2 separate regions of the Homo sapiens genome follow, and region 2 is linked to region 1. A link is a loop called in an ENCODE intact Hi-C map of the cell type or tissue named here. Cell type or tissue: mammary epithelial cell. All regions are shown on one strand.

Region 1 (8,000 bases):
CTTCACCCGGTGCAAATAATCCCACAAATCCGTGTCTCGCTGGAATGTGTGATGGGCACCATGAAGGAAAAGCCAAGGATGCTATAGAAGAGTAGGACAAGGGCACCCAGGTCCAACTGGGTGAGGGGAGCCAGGGAGGCCGCCCTGAGTCAGGAGCACCCCAGACATCACACTCTACCTGCCCATCCTTTCTTACTAGAGGTAACATCTGGTTCACTTGACGGCTGTCATCAAACAGGTGAAGTTTCCCCTGGAGTTAAACCTGCAGATCAGAGCACGGCCCAGGTGTAACTGGAGTGGAGGCAGCCAATGATTAAAGACAGAAATGAGAGACGAGATATTCCGTTTGCGTTGTTCATGTATTCCAACACCTCGTACAACGGGCTGATCACAGAGAGCGCTGTTGACATTCGGGACAAACAGTGTCACAGGCTGTGTTTTACTTGCTCTGAATAGAAATTCACTCATGGAAGAAAAACCTACTAAGGCCAACTTACATGAGCGGAGTGTCCTTGCGGTGCCTGAGCTGTGCTCAACTGAAGGTGTCCACGACATACTGAAGGAGCTCTTGTTGGTTTCTAAGGAAATGGAATTCAGAGCACCCATCTTCCATCCCTTTGTTTTATTTTCTGCTTTTTCCAACCTCTGTTTCCACCAAGCTTCGAGTTATCCAGTGTGGATATTCCAGGTAGCGGCAGCAGGTGGTGCTTTATGTGAATGAGCAGCTTTATCCAGCGTTTGTGTCTGATGCATCCGAAGCTGCAGTTAAGTCATCGTTTCCATCTGCATTCAGAGAGCATCCCATCAGGGTGGTGGTTGGGTAATTCCAACTTCTACCTTGAGAACTCCTGCTTAGCAGCTAGTTTTTGGAAGAGATTTGAGAGTCATTTTAACACAACCTTTCAAAATATTCCACTTTAAAGGTAGATTTTGTGGCACTAAACATGAATCAGCACTTTTGCATAATGACAGGATAAAAGTATGACTTCTGCAAGAAACACAAAACATTGACTTCCAGATTTAGCTGTTTATAACAAAACAGGCTCTCTTTGCTGTATGTCTTAGCTCCACTGCCGTTTCCACTTCTTCACAGGTGCCCATGTTCAATCCAGATTTCCTGAATTAGGTATTAGCACATTGCTAGATGCCCTCGGGTACAACATGCAGATCAGTGAAATAACACAGGGATTCCTAGATAGAACACGTTTCCTTTTCATGCGTGTTACTGCGAAGTGTGTTCTGGTTGAGATACATTTGGAATGCAATTCATCTCATTAGCATAAATCATAGCAGTTTTCGTTTCCTCAACTAGGTCTTTGTGCAATGTGAGCAAATGTGAAAATGACACGTGCACCTTAAAAAGTCTTTCAAAGATGAGCCCTTGGGGAGTGGCTTCACGTGGGGAGGAGGCGACCTGGAGAGGGTGGGCAGGAAGGCATTATTCAGCGTGTCAGTGGCGAGGGCTAATCTCCACACTGGGAAAACCACGAGGAGAGAGGGTTGGGTGGTGAGGAGCTCCGGAGTGCACGCACACACATGAATGGACAAGGCACCCAGGGAAGGGAACTATACCCTTGCTCATCATACCAGCCTGGGGCCCCAGCTGTCTCTGCTCACAGGGGCTAAGAGGTGGAACGGAGAGAAAGGAAGCAGACAGACAGGGACAGGAGCCTCAAGAAACCTTGACACCTTTGATTCCCAAATACGCCAGCCTCTCTCATTCACCCTCCGACCCACAGGCTTCACTCTCAGTCTCTTTTGGGAATTGTATTCCTCCCAGACATTGACCCCCTCCCTGAATATGGCTTCCCCTGGGCTTTGACAGGACCTTGCTGAATCTTTATGAAATGTCGGGTTTTCCATGCCATCCCTGCTGCAGGTGGACGGGTGCGGGGAGGTGGGGAGGAGTGGGGGCTCAGCAGCACCCCCGGCTGCTTCTGCTCCTCCTGCTGCCATGAGTGCAGCAGACACACTAGGAGGATGGCATTCTGGTTTTGGGGTGAGGGGAAGGCAGACAGACATTTCTATTCCCTGCTCTCTGTGAATGCAAACACAACACTGCATGGTTTTGCTCTCAGACCTCTAGGAGCTCAGGGAGCAGAATCCCCTCAGTAATGCCCCTTAAAACAGGGACTCAAGTAGATTATTCTCCCGGGGCTGCGGGACACTCCCACTCTTCACTTGACAAGAACACCAGCATTGGGCTGTGCCATGTGAGTCTTCCCTGAGAAATGTGCTGGACAGCTGGGGTCCTCACTTCCAGTCCAGTCCTTTTTCACGCCCATCAGCTCCTTCCTGCTTTGTTCAGCCATGGCTGCCCCAATTGAGTGCAGTGGCAGGCAGTATTTTCCTCCTGGGAATTGGCCAGTTCCCTTCTTAGGTAGCTGGTCTCTGGCACCTTCTAACCACTGAAAAGTCAGGAACGAAAGAGTTTCCGGACCTTGGTCATTTAGATAATGGTATGCTGTGCCCTCGGACAGGTCAGGGTACTGCTCATGATAAATCCCACCATGCTCACCCTGTCACCTGCTGGGCTGCTTTTTTTTGAGACAGGGTCTTGCTCTGTTGCCCAGGCTAGAGTGCAGTGGCATGATCTTGGCTCACTGCAGCCTCAATCTCCCGGGCTCAGGTGATCCTCCCACCTTAGCCTCCCAAGCAGCTGAGACTACAGGCACACATCCCCACACCTGGCTAATTTTTGTATTTTTTATAGAGACGGTGTTTTGCTATATTGCCCAGGCTCAGGTCTTCCGCCCCCCATGGCCTCCCAAAGTGCTGGGATTACAGGCGTGAGCCACCGCGCCCGGCCTGTTGGGCCGTTTGTGTAATGCCATCCGTGCCTCCTCCTGTGTGTCATGCGGGAACACCAATCATATTTTCTGATTGTATCTCTGAGCAGACATGGCATCAATGGCCAATAAAATAGGGCCTCCTGGAGACAGCCCCGGAGAGCTGTGCGAAGACAGCCAGCCACGCACCACGGTGGATGGAAGCTAATTAAAAATGACTTATTAAACACTGCAGACACCACAGCCCAAGGCTGCAGATGAACAAACACTCATGTTTCAACACTGGCTTTTCACAGGGAAGGCAGCCATGCTGTCGTTCTGGTAAGTCATTATTTACCTCCTGAAACTCACCAAAGGGTCTTCAGTCCTCCCCCAGGCCCCACCCCCTGCCCCTTCTGTGTGCCTGTTACAAACCCTGATATTGAAGTCATTCTGCTTCCCTTAAACTGAGGTGTTTAGAAAGGCAACAGATTGTACAATTTGATGTCAAGGACTTATTCTCAGAAAAATGACTCATCTTTATTTAAAGGGTCTATTCAAGTGAGAAATGAATCATTCTCACCTGATGGCCCTCACTGGGTGGGAGAGGGGGCGGAGGTTCCGGGAGAACCAAGTCTCTGGGCACTCTTTGCTGACTCTCCAGCTTAGAATCTCAAGCTTTGGGGCCTGAAAGGAAAGCTGTTTTTTAAGGCATTCGACCTAAACCAAGTTTTAAAAGTATCTTTAAGTATTTCCTTTTTTTTTTTTTTTTTTAGGATAATGAAACCATAGTTGCAACACCCAGAGCTTGGGCTTAGAAGCAACTTTGACAGGATCTGTAGCTGTGAAATTTGCATCCCTGTAACACAGTAACTTATCATGACAAAGATCTGTTGACGTCAATTCCTTTATTACTCTTATTTGTAGGCCAAGGGAGGGACCCAGGGCCCTGATATTGTTGCCTTGGTGCTGTAAGGATTGGATCTGGGTCACTCTGACCTACAAAATTGATACATGGCCCTGGAATAACCTGCACATTTTGAAGAGGAAGAAACAAAACAATCGGTTACTAAAGGCTTGGCTGACTCCAGATCGTGCAATTTCACGGGCTCCCAGGAGATGGCAGCCACTTTTTGGAAAACAGTCTTTAAAGGTACACAGAGCAACAGCGTGCTCACCCCTGGGGCCAGCCGTGGAAAAGTAGGAAGGGCCGGGTGCAGTGGCTCACGCGTGGAATCCCAGCACTTTGGGAGGCTGGGGCAGGAGGATCGCCTGAGGCCAGGCGTTTGAGACCAGCCTTGGTAATAGAGCAAGACCCTGTCTCTACAAAAAAATACAATTAACCGGCTGCGGCGGTGTGCGCCTGTGGTCCCAGCTACTGGAAGGCTGAGGTGGGAAGATCACTCGAGGCTCCAGCCTGGGTGCAGAGCAACACCCTCTCTCAAAAAAAAAAATAAATGAAAGAAAGAAAGAAAAAGAAAAAAGAAAAGTAGGAAGAAGGCAACACTTTGATTAATCTTCGTCTTTTTTTTTTGACAACAGAGCATTGCTGGGTGACCGGTCGAGGGGCAGGACATGCAGGATGATAGTCGCCTGCTGAAAAGGCACTTCTGACAGGCCAGGGTGCAGCACAGAGTCTGCCCAGAGAACCACGTGTGAGTCCTTAAAATGGTCATAAATATGTGTAGGGATCATCACCTTATTTTTAGGGATTGCATCCATCTTAGGGGACCATCTGAACTCTGGAGATCATAGCCAATGCTTGCTTGACATCCCAAAAGCAAAACAAAACCCAGCAACCCCAAGGACCAGATTCCAAAACTAAAAGCAAAAGGACAACAGCGGGATGGCTGAGAGGCCTGTGCAGCACTGGTGGCCACACCTGCGGGGGCAGAGGGAAGGAAGGGCCACACATTCCCCAGCACCTTGAGCCTGGGTGCCGGCGGGCAGTGTGGATGAGGACTGTGTCCCTGGAGTGGTCCCCATTCACAGGCAGAGAAACCAAGCCTCACGCAGTTTGTCTGTTGCGGGTGGTGGGGGTGAGTGGAGCTGGGTAGGGACCCCCCTGGCTCTTGGACACCAGCCCTCTGACAGGTGCTCCAAGCACCTCCACCAGTCTGCATGGGGACTCCCAGAGAGCAAGGGCACGGCTGTGCCCGTTTCTCCTTAAAGGTGATGCAGGTGTGCTCTTCTTCGCTGGCAAGAAAGCTCCATTTTGCTGTTTGCTGTCTCGGCACAAACATTTTCAAAATGGGATTGAAATCTCATTTTCTCCAGTTTTATTTTAAATACAGAAAATGACCCCATGATGAATTTCAAAGCCATAGTTGGGCTTGTCGGGCTCTCAGACTCATACAGGGGGTCTAACCCTGGAAAACCAAGTGTGCGCCACCTTTTGCAACTCTCCCACAGGGGCCTGGAGCCACTCCCTTCCTGGGAACGCTGATGCCTGGAAGGTCAAAGGCAGCGCAGTCAGGCGATCTCAGCGTGGTGCTTTGTGGATACAGATCTGGAGAGGGGATATGGGGACTTGAGTGATGGGGGTGGGGTCTGTAAATGCAGGGCTAAGGGATGTGTTCATTTATTCCAAACTGATGGGATGTCCTGGCAGAAAACCACAAACTCATAGAAAAAGAAAAGCTGGCCGGGTGCGGTGGCTCACGCCTGTAATCCCAGCACTTTGGGAGGCCGAGGCAGGCGGATCATGAGGTCAGGAGATTGAGACCATCCTGACTAGCACAGTGAAATCCCGTCTCTACTAAAAATACACACACACGAAAAAAATTAGCTGGGCATGGTGGTGGGCACCTGTAGTCCCAGCTACTCGGGAGGCTGAGGCAGAAGAACTGCTTGAACCCGGGAGGCAGAGGTTGCAGTGAGCCAAGATTGTGCCACTGCACTCCAGCCTGGGCGACAGAGCGATACTCCATCTCAAAATAAATAAATAAATAAATAAATAATAAAAAAGAAAAAGAAAAGCCTACCAGTTTGGCACACTTTCATGATTTGCTCACCTGTAGATTATTTTTAAAAGGACGACACCGGGAGGAATGATGAATACAGGACTCTGCCAATCACTGCTGAGTTGATGCAGCACAAATGCCTTGTCTTGATGTAAGTGGTTCAACAACATGCTGGGACTTGGCACTGATGGGGTCAAGGCTTTCTATGAATTAATACGCAGATGTGTAGCCTCCTCTCCCTCCTAACCTCTGTAAGGTGAGTTGCTGGGCTGTGAATGACAACACAGCCAAGTGCAGAGAGAAGGGGAGCTTGGAGGATCCACACATTCAGGGCCCCTCTTGAACCACTAGAAACATTTGAAGCTTCATTTAAAGCACTCCTTATCTATCTCCCAGGTGTTAGGAAGAGTGATGTCCAACCTTGGCAGCTGCTGTGTTCCCAGGAGTAAAACAGAGATTCTCGGCATCATCCTCAAAAGGACCCGTGGAGATCGCTGCACGGAGTCAATCACCTGACAAGTGCACCAAGAATGCCCTGTGCCTGGAACTGGCTGCCGTGGAACCCACAGACGCGCAGCATGGGGGATCTGCCAGGAGGAGCCGTGCGGCTGCCCAGCTCATCCCCACCCTCCAAGAGCCCACAGACGCGCAGCATGGGGGCCCTGCCAGGAGGAGCCGTGGGGCTGCCCAGCTCATCCCCACCCTCCAAGAGCCCACGTGCCTCTGCGCATCAGCCACAGTCTGAGCTGGGCACAGAATCGACTCGTGGCCTCTTCAGTTTCCTCAGTGGCTCTTTCTCGACCCCGCTTCTTAGAGCCAGGGTGGCAACTGAGAGCAATGGCGAAACAGGTGAAAATGGGGAGAAAGGGCAGCCAGCGCTGAGATCCACACCCACTGGGAGCCTCCCCTGCTCTCCAGGTCCTGATAATTCAGATGACAAAGCACTCAGCCAGTCAGCTCTAATCCTGTAGCTGCACTGACTCTCTGTTTGTGACTTTAAAATGAAAGCGATCCTGTGTGTATTGATAACACCAGTGAGCCACTTTCAGATTCTGAATCAAAATTGTCAGCTGTTTCTCATCAGACTGTCGATGGCACCTGCCGGTGATGACACTGGTCAGGGGGCAGCCGCAACCTGGGTGAGAACAAGCTCCTGGGGGATCCTCACGTGCAGCCCGGGATGGGGACCACTACCATATGGGAAAACAAAGCTCGATTAGTGCATATTCGACTTTACTTACATTTTGATTTATTGTATTTATAATTATAGAGACAGTTATCTGCTCCTTGGGAAGTAGATTGAAGGAGAGAGAAGTAGAAAAATAGTTACGCACAATCTCATTACCCAGATATGCCCACTGTTGATATTTTGTCATATTTCCTCCTGTGTTTTTATTACTGGTTTTTTTTAAAGCATAATTGAAATCATACAGTATATATGATTTCGGAAACTTGAAAAAATTTAACAACATAAAAATTTCCTCATGCATTAAACAATTTTGTAAACACAAAATGTAAACACCATTTTAAATAGCTGCATAAAACTGAAATATAGGCATGGACCACACTTTGAATTTTTTCCTCTTAAATTATGATGTTAATAATATTAATATTGGCTCCTTCTTACTGAGCCCTTGCTAATTGTAGACACTGTGTTTAAGCACCATACATAAATTATCTGGTTTTAGCTCTCAAATCAATGCTATGCAGTAGATACTGTTATTTTTCCAACGTTATAAATGAGGAAACCAGGGCTCACTAGGGGCTCCTTTTCCTGATTAAGGTGCCAGGGCAAAGGACCTGCACCGTGATCTATGTGAAAAGCCACTGGATTTTTCTCAGTATGTCTCCTTGGTCAAACGGAAACACTGAGGCCTCTCGCGACTATCCTTGAGAATTGTGAGAATTAAAAACGAGGCCGGGTGCGGTGGCTCAGGCCTGTAATCCCAGCACTTTGGGAGGCCAAGACAGGCAGATCGCTTGAGTCCAGGAGTTCAAGACCAGCCTGGGAAACATGATGAAACCCCATCTCTACTAAAAATAGAAAAAGAAAAATTAGTCGGGAGTGCTGGTGCCCGCCTGTAGTCCTAGCTACTTGGGAGGCTGAGGTGGGAGGATCGCTTGAGCCTAGGAGGTTGAGGCTGCAGTGAGCCAAGATCTAGACAGGGCACTCCAGCCTGGGCGACAGAAGGAGATCCTGTCTCAAAAAAATGGGCTGGAGCTGGGTGCAGTGGCTCAAGCCTGTAATCCCAATACTTTGGGAGGCTGA
Region 2 (8,000 bases), 230 kb after region 1:
CTGTATCCCTGGGGTCGCATTCCAGTAGTTTCTCCGCATCACTAAAGATACTGGGGCTCTAGCATCCATTCCCACTTGGGCTCCTCCAACTGCGTAAGGCTCCCATGATACATCCCCCACCCTTCAAAAGATGCCTTGACTAAATCATGAAAAAAAGGAGACTTTTTAACCTTTCCATAAGTGAGATGGCCAGGCTGGGGTGCCAGAGAGGCCCTGCAAGTCCAGGAGGCCACTGTCCCCATCTGAAATGGCCAGGCTGGGGGTGCCAGGGAGGCCTTGCAAGTCCAGGAGGCCACTGTCCCCGTCTGAAATGACAAGGCTGGGGGTGCCAGAGAGGCCCTGCAAGTCCAGGAGGCCACTGTCCCCATCTGAAATGGCCAGGCTGGGGGTGCCAGGGAGGCCCTGCAAGTCCAGGAGCCACTGTCCCCTATCACTGCGCATCACCCTGCCTTTCCACATAGGTCTGGGGGCTCTGCACCTTTGTCTCCATGACTCTTGGGGTTTCCCAGTGATGGTTCTGAGATTTCTGAATGCCAGCTTGAGACAGCAAAGGCCCCAGTCATGCCAAGCTATGTGTGAGTCCCACTTTCTGTTTTTGAGACTGAGTCTCACTCTGTCGCCCAGCCTGGAGTGCAGTGGTATGATCTCGACTCACTGCAACCTGCACCTCCTGGGTTCAAGCGATTCTTCTACCTCAGCCTCCCGAGTGACTGGGACTACAGGCACACGCCACCACGTGCCACGTTTTTAATGTACCTTTAGTACATTAAAAATTTTTAAAGTACTAAAATTTTTTTTTGTATTTTTAGTACAGACGGGGTTTTACCATGTTGGCCAGGCTGGTCTTGAACTCCTGACCTCAAGTGATCCACCCACCTCAGCCTCCCAAAGTGCCGGGATGACAGGTGTGAGCACCCGCGCCCGGCCTTGAGTCCCACTTCTGAGACTGTAGATGGAGAAACATGGCGTGGTGCCGTAAAGAACGGGAAGTGATGGGGAGATCTTGTTTCGGTGGATCTTCTTCTGTCTTTTTTCCTTTTGAAAAGTGTGTGTAGTTCAGGACTGAGAACATAAGCTTTCGAGCACTGCTTATTGCTCAGGCAGTGGGAATAGTTTATTATGAATACTTTGCTAGTGTCTGTTTTAAAGCTTGCTGTCAAATCGCTTTGGAATGACTTTCAAGTCTAGTGAGAGCTGTGCCACACCCTGAAACATCTGGGGATTCCGTGGTCCCAGGTATAAGTGGGACACCGATTTCAGTGGGCACGTCTGCGTTGCGGTCACAGACTGGCTCCCTAGTACCCTAGTGTGTTTTGTAAACGCAGATGCTGCGGAGGAGGTGAGTAGGTGGCGCCCCACAGACCCATCCCCAAGAAGAGCGAGAGCCACCCAGGGGCCTGGCATTTCTGGCGGTCGGCAGTGTGATGCGCACACCAAGCGCAGTCCATGCCAGGAGCTCAGGGCATATGCATAGCAGGTGTTCCCTGGTGACATTTTGATAGGCTGGATTGACAACTAAATGCAGATTGTTCCGCTGCTACAGTTAGGCGGCGTCCTGGTTACCTTCGCTGCTGCGTTTGTGCTGTGACTGTTGAATGCTTCTCCTGCTCCTGGCTGCCCCTCACAGATGTGGGAAGTCCTATTAGAAACCACACTGTGTGGGATTTTCCCAGCAGCCCCACTTGGGGTGATTTAATTCATTCTGAAAATACCTACGGTAGCCCCAAAACGTCCTTGGGCATTGTTTTAATTTTTCTTAAAGAGAAGCAGTGGCAAATGGTTCTTAAAAACATAATTAGATGAATACTAAACTTTTCCTCATTTCAGAATCTGAGAGAGGCCGAGTGGAGTTCGGTCCTTCTCTGAACACTTTTAGCTGAGAGTACCAGCATCCAACTGGGAGCGTTGTCATTGCATTTCCACATTCCCAGGAAAGCCCAGGTAGGTGCAGTTGGATCACCTTCCTGTCAATCCGTCTGACTTCTGTTTCACAAACCTGGAATTTCAATCAAGCTTAAAACAACAGTTATTACTTTATGGTGTAGGGTCGCTTTTCTTGGCATAGCTAGAAAAATGTAAAATGATGGTAAATAGAAGAAAAATAATTAAACCAGAGCACATAACTGGGAAGCCGCCTCTGTGGGCTACTTTGATGAGGACATAGGGATCACAGTGTGAATGAGGTTTTCTGCTGAAAAACAGCCAGTGTAAGCTGATCGTAGAACTTGGTGCTCCTGGGGTGGGGGGTCCATTCCTTTTTATGATCTGGAAAACTATTGGCTCGAGGATATTAGCTTGCATATGAGTAAGACCCACTTTCTTTTCTTGCCCAAGTTTGCACAGCTTATTACAGTTGGGCGATGTTTTTGGGCAGACAGCTCTCTTCTCTTCTGGGAGGTGCCGGAGCAGAGCTGCCTAACGCAGTGATGGAATTGTGTGGTGCAGGCTTCATCTGCGTCCGCACGGGGGCAGGTTTCGGTTGTTACCAGGCAGGTCTTTAATGAGGTGGACCGCTAATCTCTCTGCTGAGACCTGCCCTGACGGCGATGTTTCTAAACTAAAGGGGCGTTGGAGGAGTGCCTGTGTTGGACTGTAGGTCCCTTGTGGGAACAGGAAGATGTGGTGTGAACTGTCTTGTGTTGTTCTTCAGTAATCGATTGGGTCATCATTTGATTAAAGTAGTGAAGTGGTTTTCTTGGGATTCCTACAAAGCCGTCTCTGAGTTTTGCAAATCTGGAGCTGCTGGTGCAAGTCCTGCCCGCTCCCCACTGTGATGGGGTGGCCTCTGGCGTGGAAGTGTGTCCCGTGGGCATGGTCACCAGCGCTCATCGGCGGAGGCTGGAAACACGCTTCTGTGGCAGAAACACTTTGAAAAAAAGGTAGATGCTGGAAGAATATACAAAATGTCATATTAATTTAAAAGGTAACCGGATGTGGGAAGGGTGGGAGCCAGGGCCCGCACGCTTGATATCCGGGCTTGGGCAAGATCATCCCCACAGAGTCACAGGAGGAGGGCGGAGCGGTTTCCCCACATACCACACGCCTGCAGGGCTGGACGCCGCACCCTTCCCATCCAGGTGAGGCTGCCCAGGGTTTCTCGCCTGCTAGCTGGTCCGGCCCATGGCGGGCACTCGGGGGATACCTGTTGACCATCTGATGAGACCTGGGCCCCTCGCCTGTTGGCGACAAGCCTCAAGCTGGTTCCCGTGCGGTCCCTGCATATTTTCGGTACTGCTGAATCTTGGATGGAGACCTGAAGAGGAAGGGATCTTGAATTTGTCAAGCGCCCACTGTGTGCCAGGCGCCCATTTTAAGCACCCGATGTATGTTTTCTGATTTTACGTTTGGATGGCAAGATTGCAAAACGTTTGTGTCCTATAAATGAATTTCTGACAATTGCAGAAGTTATAGGTGACAAATGACTCCTTCCACCCCCAAATTTCCTCTAAAGGCCACATTAAATAGGGTGATCCAGGGCTTCTCAAGTGGTGTAGCCCAACAGGTTGGTCCCAGGTGTGTGGAGACGCTGGTCCCCTGGGCCCTCTTGGTCAGGGAGGCAGCAGAGGGTGGGGAAGTGGCATGTGCCACAGGGCTCGGAGGAAGCCAACATGTTTTTCACAGTGCCTGTTGCGGCCATGGTGATCGGTGTTCTGTTAGACGAGACACTGGCCTCACCATTACATGGTCAGTGTGCAGTGATGACGGAGTGTCCAGGAGGAGCTTGGTTTAGGCAGATAAGTCAGCCCCGTTCAGTATGTTGTTATTTTTATTTATTTATTTATTTTTTGAGATGGAGTCAGGCTCTGTCGCCCAGGTTGGAGTGCAGTGGCATGATCTCAGCTCACTGCAACCTCCGGCTCCCGGGTTCAAGCGATTGTCCTGCCTCAGCCTCCCAAGTAGCTGGGATTACAGGCATGCGCCACCACGCCCGGCTAATTTTTTTTTGTAGTTTTAGTAGAGATGAGGTTTCACCGTGTTGGCCAGGCTGGTCTCCCTGACCTCAATTGATCCACTTGCCTCGGGTTCCTAAAGTCCTGGGATTACAGGCGTGAGCCACCGTGGCGGGCAGTATGTTGTTTAAAAAGGCCCTTCTATTACTTCTGGAAAAACAAAGGGTTAAGTAATTACCCGCCATGAACAAGCGAGGCGATCATGTGGCATGGCTTCTCCGGTTTGGGAGTTTTGATTCTTATTTTCACTGTAGCTTTTTGCAAGTGATCTCTCTCTCGGGGTGTGCTCTGACATGACTTGCACAATTCCAGAACCTCTCTAGCCCTGAACAGAAGCAGAGTAGAGCTGTCTACTTGTCTTTCATGAGCAACTGGGCTCGTTGAAAAAGGGAGGAAAACAGGATCGATCAGCCACCTTCCTCCCAGTTTTTTTACTGGTCAGTGGCCGACTTGCCAGCTGCTCAGGATGGTGTGGCCTCTTGCTTTGTGTTGATTTGGGGTCTTAGAGGTTCATAGGTGATGGCCACAGTGGTCGCTTTTGTAGCCCCGGATGTTACTTTGTATTTAGATTGTACCCCTTTTATTGGAAGGTCAAGGAATGTTCTGACAACTCCAGAATGCTCATTCCAGGCACCAGAGAGCGGGGGCCTGGAAGGTGGTAACAGGGAGGCAGGAAGACAGGGAATGGGCTCACAGCCTTGTCGAGGGATGTGGCTCACAGCTTTGACCCTCAGCGTCCTCGTCTGTGAAATGAGGGTGGCATCGCAGAGACGGAGGAGGGCCCTGGACGGTGAGTGCAGGCAGAGGTGCCTCCTGTGCTCTGTGCCAGGATGAGGATTTATGATTGCTAACAGCACTAGGAGTCATCGGAGTTCCGCATGTTTCAACCTTCGGGTGAGTGTCGCCCCTTGCTGTGTTTGGTAGGCACATTCCAACAGAACGAGTCCTGGTCCAGAAATGCAGTGCGGTGTTTTCTGGGCATTCTTCCCATTTGTTAGTGGAAGCATTCCTTGGCGTATGTTGATAGTGGTTAAAAGACTGCATTCTAGTGCAGTGGACATGATTCATTATTTGGGACTGGTGAGACAGACCTGCCCGATGCCAAGGAGGCTGCCTACGTAAAGACCCCACCCGGCGTTTCCTTATCATCAGTATGTTCCTTCTTGTGCCTGCCGGATCGCCTGTTCTTAGCCTGCCTGCCACCGTCTAACCTCGTCTCCGGGGGCCTGCAGTTGGCCCTGAATCCTCCCGCGTTGTGATGGGATACCCACTGTGCTCCAGGAGCAGTGCCTGGTGTAGCGTGAGGCTTCCGGTTCTACCTCCTGCCCTGCCACTTCCTGAAGCCCCGCATCAGGTCCAGGGGAGGCTGGGCCACTCTGACTCGGGCTGTGGAGCTGCTGGACATTTAAAGGCTTGGTGTTGAGAAGTGTTGCTGTTGGCATCATGGCAGACAGTGCTGGAATACATTCCGAGGGAGGCGACGCGGTGCCCGATGGGGTGCACACGGCCGCCACGTCCTGAATGGCACAAATCCTGGGCTGAGCTCAGGGCCAGCTTGGCACGCGAGGCCTCCCTGGCCGGCAGTGGAGGGCCAGAGTTTTCTCCCACGAAGGAAGCTAGGACGGCTGTCCTCAGAGAGCTTGGGTGCCTGTGGGAGGGCTCAATGATGTTGAGTGGATGGTGGCCACGGGTCAGGGCTGTCACCGGCCCAGGATTTCCCGAGCTGGCACTGGGTCCAGTGTGCCTCCAGCAGTGACCGTGCATGGAGGAGAAGCCGAAGCTCGGGGCAGGGAGAGAGCGCCCTATGCACAGGAGAGGGGCAGCAGGTGGGCCCGGCGCCCCGTTACTGCTGCAGCGTCTGGCTCTGTGCGAAGCTGGTAATCCAGGCACATGGGCACGAGTGTTGCTGGTAGATTGTTGGAAGTGGACATGCGTGTTTGCCTCCAGGTAGGGTATTTGAATGAGTGCTTTTATGTAGGTTAAGAGATCACACACATGTGCTCTCTCAGACACACACACACACCCTCGGGCACACTAGCACATGCTCACACATGACACTCAGTCTCTCTCATGTTCACCCAGCTGCTTCCACACTCACTGTCACACACTCTAACCTTTACACACAGGCACGCACACACACGACGGTGAGGCCTGGCATTGCCTACAGGCATGCACACACACAACGGTGAGGCACGCACACGCACGACGGTGAGGCACGCACACGCACGACGGTGAGGCACGCACACGAGGCACACACACGCACGACGGTGAGGCCTGGCATTGCCTACAGGCATGCACACGCACGACGGTGAGGCACGCACACACGACGGTGAGGCACGCACACACGACGGTGAGGCACGCACACGCACGACGGTGAGGCATGCACACGCACGACGGTGAGGCCTGGCGTTGCCCACAGTGCATGCCCCGTCCTGAGGGTCCCGAGCACTACTCCTGTGCCCTTGGTCCTCTCAGGGACGGGATTCCCTTCGTACCTGTCTAGAAAATGCCCCCCGAAACATCTGTGTTGGGAGGGAGAGCGAGCCTTGTGCAGGATGCTTGCTTGGGAGAGAAGCGCAAGAGTATTTGAAAATAGGAACCTTTTAACTCCACCCCACTGACGTTTTCTTTTTCATAATTTTCCTTGCAAAGCACCTTTTTGTGAGGACTTGGGCCCGTCAGGAATTGGAGCTCCATGCACTGCGGGTCCACAGTGCTGTCTGTAGGGTTTTGGAAACTGCAACTTTAAGTGAAAGGACGTAAAATGAAACTCATGTTTCCTTTCCACATCAGCTTTAAAACAAAAAGACTTTATCAAGGATTTCTGTTTGTCATTTCGCATCAAGTTACAGTTTCCAAGAAGCTATAGATGATGTTAACTGAGGACCTACCGTGGCACTTATTAGCTAAGTAAATGATGGCATTGAAGTGTCAGGAGAAAAATGGCCCTCTGCGTATTTAAAACCATGGTGCGCCTGATGTGTGAGGCAAACGTATCCAGCCGAGGTGGATATCATTGCAAATAAGTAGCTGCAAAGTACATTGGGCCTTGAAGGTGAGAAGAAGCTTATCTCTGCAGAAGTAAAAGAGTATTTTCCATTTGTGTCCTAGTGAGCTGTCTTTCAGAGAGTGGCATGGAAAGGAATTTTCCTGCTAGATTCCAAGACTGGATCGACATGTTCTTACAAAGGGAACCTCCTTGGGTTTAAAAAAATGTTGATTATTTCTGGCACCCTTCTGTCCCTGAGACCCAAGTCAGTGGTGGGAGTTGCCCCCATATCACTCTTTTTTATTTTTATTTTGAGACAGGATGTGAGTCAGTCACCTAGGATGGAGTGCAGTGGCATGATCATGGCTCACTGCAGCCTCGACCTCCCCGGCGTCAGGGATCTTCCCGCCTCAGCCTCTTGAGTAGCTGGGACCACAGGCATGCGCTGCCACGCTCGGCTAATTTGTATTTTTTAATCTTTATATAGAGATGGGATCTTGTTATTTTTGCCCAGGCTGGTCTTGAACTCCTGGGCTCAGGTGATCCTTCCGCCTCAGCCTCCCAAAGAGCTGGCATTACAGACGCCGCCCACATCCCTCTTTAAAGCATGATTTTGCATTTGGATTTAGTTTTGGAAGATTTCTTATTTAGTTAACGTAGTTTCCCTTAAGGGATTTAAGAACTAGTTTGAGATAACTGCCCTTCTCAAAGAAAACAAATATGGCTCTGCTTATCAAAAGTGGAGATATGTTCAGTTTAAGAAGGAGAGAAAGCTTAAAATTGTTTATAAATCCTGAAGCTCCTTGTTGAGAACTTTCCAGAAAGGAATCTTACATGCAAGGAGCATTTGTAGATCATTTTCTTTGCCACATACATGTGGTGTAATAAACATATACCTACACACGCTTAAAAGGGAATGTCTTTTTGTTCACTGCGTGTTGTCTTACTGGCAGGCTGCATAACCCTTCTCCTGTGCTGTCAGCTTAATTTAGCCTGATGACAAATCTGAAGCCTGTGGTCTTCCCTTTCTGTGGCTTCCACTGTTGCAGATAAAACAGGTG

Evidence for each region. Hi-C counts contacts between places; a loop is a spot of excess contacts. Peaks named below come from ENCODE experiments on the same cell type or tissue, not always from the same donor. Only the 100,000 strongest peaks of a DNase experiment are listed, where the experiment ranks them.
Region 2: a loop joins it to region 1, with 7 times the contacts of the local background. A loop is called at or near these places in 3 of 110 quality-filtered maps.

The regions. Positions count from the first base shown.
Region 1 is chr18:76,682,790-76,690,789 of GRCh38, reverse strand. It overlaps LINC01879 (long intergenic non-protein coding RNA 1879), which reads right to left and starts at 761. Exons shown (of 2, transcript NR_122073.1): 1 at 1-761. It overlaps LOC105372212 (a long non-coding RNA gene), which reads left to right and starts at 3,367. Exons shown (of 3, transcript XR_935657.4): 1 at 3,367-3,921; 2 at 4,311-4,423; 3 at 6,128-7,244. RefSeq lists enhancers at 2,378-3,354, 3,366-4,322. In mammary epithelial cell, CTCF peaks have their summits at 680 and 3,889 (motif pointing right); DNase peaks (open chromatin) are centred at 3,359 and 3,749; H3K27ac peaks cover 1,344 bases.
Region 2 is chr18:76,456,969-76,464,968 of GRCh38, reverse strand. It overlaps ZNF516 (zinc finger protein 516), which reads left to right. Exons shown (of 7, transcript NM_014643.4): 2 at 1,828-1,941. Among named protein-coding and RNA genes, the nearest start is that of ZNF516-AS1, 31 kb to the left of the region's middle. RefSeq lists enhancers at 4,269-4,866, 4,867-5,464, 6,877-7,376, 7,377-7,878. In mammary epithelial cell, a CTCF peak has its summit at 4,852; a DNase peak (open chromatin) is centred at 4,918; H3K4me3 peaks cover 168 bases; H3K27ac peaks cover 1,458 bases.